Regions from separate parts of the Homo sapiens genome. Here region 1 is linked to region 2. A link is an interaction called in ENCODE POLR2A ChIA-PET data of the cell type or tissue named here. Cell type or tissue: Caco-2. All regions are shown on one strand.

Evidence for each region. Peaks named below come from ENCODE experiments on the same cell type or tissue, not always from the same donor. Only the 100,000 strongest peaks of a DNase experiment are listed, where the experiment ranks them.
Region 1: POLR2A ChIA-PET joins it to region 2 with 19 read pairs; 2 of 35 experiments call an interaction of 5 or more read pairs at or near these places.

The regions. Positions count from the first base shown.
Region 1 is chr12:114,702,395-114,704,894 of GRCh38, reverse strand. The region is part of intron 1 of TBX3-AS1 (TBX3 antisense RNA 1); the gene reads right to left. Among named protein-coding and RNA genes, the nearest start is that of TBX3, 19 kb to the right of the region's middle. In Caco-2, no CTCF peak of the experiment used is centred here; DNase peaks (open chromatin) are centred at 664, 1,084 and 1,474; H3K4me3 peaks cover 151 bases.
Region 2 is chr12:114,868,475-114,870,974 of GRCh38, reverse strand. No RefSeq gene overlaps it. Among named protein-coding and RNA genes, the nearest start is that of TBX3, 190 kb to the right of the region's middle. In Caco-2, no CTCF peak of the experiment used is centred here; a DNase peak (open chromatin) is centred at 1,334.

The sequences.
Region 1 (2,500 bases), 170 kb after region 2:
TAGCTGGGCGTGGTGGTGCATGCTTGTAATCCCAGCTACTTGGGAGGCTGAGGCAGAGAGAATTGCTTGAAGCCGGGAGGTGGAGGTTGCAGTGAGCAGAGATCGCGCCACTGCACTCCAGCCTGGGCAACAGAGCGAGACTCTGTCTGAAAATAGTAATAATAAAATAAAATGTCAATGTAGTATATATTACAGTTCCTGCCCCCACCCTTGCCCCGTTCTACCAGTAAGGCAATGGGGACCCAGATACTTTCCCAGTGCCTGTTAATTCCCAGGGAAAGTGCCAGGCCTTTCCTTGTGGCTTCTCTGGTAGCTGGTGGCCTGCAATCTGCCCCCTCCCAGTCCTCCTAAACCTCTGTAGGGCCTGGGCTAGAAAGTCAGGGACTCCAAGTTCCTGGCGTGGGTGTCAAACATCCCTTCTGAGTGCCCTGGCTCCAGGGTCCCCCGTCCTGAAGGGCCCAGCTGAGTGCGGCTTTCATCAGCCTCTGAGAGGTGGCAACAAGTTTCAGGGCAGGGTGCCTGCTGCCCACTGCCCCCACTTTTGCAGACCAGGCAGAGTGCTGGGAGGACTGGAAGCAAGATTCCAGAGGCATCTGGAAGTTATCAGTAACTCAACTGTCTGGCCAGTGGGGTGGGTTGAGGCCAGTGGCAGAGGGCAGAAACTGGCTGGAGGGTAGAGCGAGGAATCCCACACAGATTCCTGGGGCCAGACCCAGCTCCTGGGGGGAAGGGGTGGTGATGAGCTGGCTGGAAACCCTGCACCCTGCCCAGCCCTCCTTGGGCAGCAGCACCAAAGACAGCTGAAAGTCAATGATGATATTTGTCTGAGAAGAAACAGAGAGGGAGGAGCAGGTGGGCAGAGAGGGAGAGAAGCAGGCAGCCTGCTCCACTGGGCAGCACTTGAAGACCACGGCAGGGAAGGCGGGGCTGGGCAAAGCTCACCCTCTGGTCCACTTGAAGATTCCTGCTTCAAAACTAACCCTGATGGCTTCCAGACAAGTCGGCACCAAGGGTCATTTCTGGAGGCTGTAAGTGTTGTCGATAGCAGCTGTAGGGACAGGTGTAAATCAGCCTGTGCATTCCTCCCCTCGACCCCTCCCAGCTTTCTGCACCTGAAGCAGGTTCCATTTATTACTGCAAGCCAGCTCGGGAGGTCTAAACACACACACACACACACACACACACACACACACACAGGCACACACGGATATGCAGGCATGTGCCCTGTAGGCACATTTTTCTTTTCTTTTTTTTTTTTTTTTTTTTAGTGCTCCTTTAAAGCAAATTCTATCAGCTGTTTGTTAAAGCAAAGCAAACAAGGCTTCCCAACAAAAAAAAAAAAAAAAAAAGAAAAGAAAGAAAAGGAAAAAAATCCTTGATTAGCTACCTTTTAAAATGCCTTTCCTGGCAGACTGGGAGGCAAATAAGGGAGGAGGTAGAGTGAGGGAAGTTGAGCTGCGGTTTATTTGAACTAGTTGGAGTGATGAGTTGGGAGCCTGCAGGGGGCAGGGGAGGGGGTGCAAACGCGGACTTCACCTTCACCAGACTACTCTCAAACCTTCCTTCTCATCATCCACCAGCCTCCTGTGGTTCAACAAAGTTCTGTTTTCCCAAGAGGCTGGGAGGGAGGCTGCCCTTCATCGTCCCCTCCCTCTCCGTTGCAAGCAGGAATGTCTAGGAAATTGTGCAGCCCCTCTTTATTGGGCCAAATGCACTCTGGGAATAAGGAGGACTCTGGGGAAATTCCATTTTCTCTTCTTGGCCAAGTAGTCCCTACCAACAAGAACTTCTTAGTGAGTTTGTGTAGCGTGCTGTTGGAGTGGGGAAGAGGCTTTTCTGTGAAGCCAATGACAGAGAGAAACACAATGCCTTTTTTCCCCAAGATCCCAGCCACACACTCTCCCCCACCCTCTACCACAAAGGCCCTGCTGGGGGCCCCTGGAAACCCCTAATGAATGAGAACCTCTCTCCTAAGTTGTTAGTATTTGATGCTTTATACGGTTTTGAAAACCATATTCCCCAAGGGCTGGAGGCTATTCGGGAATTGGTCGGTTTGAGAAGCTCAATCGTGATTTAATGGAGGCATTTATACCGTGCTAGATAATCTCATACGTATGTCAAGTAATACATCGGGAGGGTGGCCCGGCTCTCTGGCTCTCCATTTCCCCACCATCTTTCTTATGTTTCCTTTTGGCCACTCCTTTCCCATCCGCTTTCCTTAGTCCCCACTTTCCCCACTTTCTCTGCCTCCAGGTGCTTCTCCCTTTCTTTGTCTCACCTCTTCTCTCTCTCTCCCCCCTCTTTCTCCTCCCCCCCCCCACCTCGCCCCTGCACTTGCTTCTTGCTCTCTGTGTTTCTTAATCTTTGTCCTTTCACCCCATCCCCAGTCTGCCTGATCCATCTCTCTCTGTCATTGTCTCTTCGTCTCTAACCTTTATCTCTTCTCCTCTTCTCCTCTCCATGCCTCTCCCACTCTGTGGGTATATAAGGGTCTCTTTTT
Region 2 (2,500 bases):
CTGCATAGTGAGTGGAGAAGAGAAGGGGGGAAAGTGGGTGTTTAAAGATAGTGCCAAAAGGAAGGAAGCTTGGATCTGTTTCTGGATCATCCCATCCACATCAGATGCCAAGTGAGGGTTTGATCTGAGCAATGGGAAGACAGGAGGGTGGCTCAATCAGAAGGTCCAGAGGAGAGGAACAAAGAGAGTGGCACCAGGACAGAGGGATCAGAGCATCCTACAGGCAGAGCTGGAAGAGTGGAAGCCAGAGCTCTGCACTGTGCTGCAGACCACTGCATCCTCAGCCCCCACTTGGCCAGCCCTCCTTCCCTGCCCATCAGCCCATTATACAGACGATAAAACTGAGCCCCAAAGAAGGTACATGGCTTCCCAGGGTCACTCATTCTTTCATGCATCCATTCAACATATATTCCCAGACCACCAGCCAGGTTCTCAGAAGTTAAGAGAGTCCTTTCTGTATTTAGAGGCTCCTGGGAATATTTACGATGAAGAAAGGTCAAAATGGGACATAAAAACCAGGATGCAGCAAGTGTGGGGGCTCACACCTGTAATCCCAGCACTTTGGGAGGCCCAGGCAGGCCAAAATTTACTGGGAACTTCCTGAGACAGTGTGGCTGTGTGTACGTGAGGCCAGGACTTTGAGACCAGCCTGGCCAACATGGCGAAACCCTGTCTCCACTAAAAATACAATAATTAGCTGGACATGGTGGCAGGTGCCTCTAATCCCAGCTACTTGGGAGGCTGAGGCAGGAGAATTGCTTGAATCCAGGAAGCAGAGGTTGCTGTGAGCCGAGATTGTACCACTGCACTCCAGCCTGGGCAACAGAGTAAGACTCCATCTCAAAAAAAAAAAAAGATAATTAAAAGATTTATGAAAAAAAAAAAGGATGTTTATGTATAACTCTCTATATGGGATATACTCCCAGTATGGAACATACGTTTGGAGTATTGTGACAAATGTCACCTCTTTTCCCTGCTTTTGGGACATTTCTGTGTGCGGATGTGTGACTATTTGGAGATAAACTCAAACGTCTCCATTTGAGACCCCTCATGAATATGAGGCCGAGAATAAATAGTCCTAAAGGCATCTACTGTAAGCTAAACCTTATTGAATGTTGGAAACAGGGAATCTATTTTCCTCTGTGGCTGGCTCCCACATCAACTGGGGACACTCATGGGTACCCAGAGGCAGAGACAATGCAAACTGCTCAGCATGGAAACCCAGGAAGCTAGGGAAGCTCAGAGAGGGGGAACTGCAAACCAGAGGGAGCAGCAACTCCCAGCCCAGAGAGCTGTTCCCCCAACAACCCGTCAGGCCTCAGGAGCTGATTCTGCTAGACCTGTTCTACTGCTGCCCAGGATGGGCTGCAAGCTCAGGGTGTCCTGTGGCTTGAAGGACTCAGGGAAGAGACCTCTGGGGAAGCCAGCCCTGACAATTTTGCAGCCCAGTGACTCAGCAGCCATCTTGCCAAGACACAGCCTTCCTCTCTAAGAGCGGAGACCCCCGTGCACCCCAGCACACCCCACGTCAACAGAGTCAGAACGTATTAGAGCAGAGTTTTGCTCCCCAGTGCCTCTTGTCTCAGCAAAGCCAACTAATTCAGATTTAACCTTCCTCTTAATAGGCCGTGTTGCTGAGCCCTCTAATTAATGCCACATGTTTCCCTCAGCTGTCATCCTGAATAAATGTTTACAAAGCTATTAACGTACTGTATTTGTAAACCTGGACCACTCGGCTTTGGGGAGTCATGTGGTACGCATTTTCTCCTCAAAGATGGAAAAGACTTAGTAATAATAAATACATTGTTTTGCAGGGATGGGAGCAAGGCGTTGCCTGAAAAAAAAAATTTATTGCGAGCTTCCTGAGACAGCGTGGCTGTGTGTACGTGAGGAATCAGAGCTCTTCCCGAGTTCAGAGGAACTGCCAGGGGCTGGATTTGGCCCAGGTAGGGGCTGAGAGTGGGAGAACTCCAGGGACAGAAAAAAGCAAAATGCTGGTTTGAGATCTGAAGACCCAGGCTCTGATTCCAGCCTCCTCGTTCACCAGCTCTGCAGCACTAGGCAAGCCAGTTTTCTTCTTAGGAACTCAGTTTTTCCATCTGTAAAATGGGAAGTTGAGATTTACAAGCGTTTTCTGTGTTTGATCCAGAATTCGAGTCTGACTCCTTCTCTGCTTCAACTACTACACAAGCCCTGAAGCGCGTCTTGTGTAAATTCTTCAAAGGTACCCATGCCCCTAAAGATGAAGTCCTGATGTCTCGACACGAAATCCCAGACGTAGCGTAATCTGCTCCACTGGCCTGTCCAGACCCAGCTCTGATTATTCCTGCCTTCTATTCTAGCCAGGCTCAATTGATTGTCAGTTTCCTAAAAGGAGCCCTCCTCACTCTCACTTCTGAGTCTTTGCCTATGCTGGGTTTCCTACCAGGAGCACCTCTTCCCTTCTGTCTGCCCTATTTCTACTCACTATTCATGTCTCAACTTCTAGATCTCTTTCCCT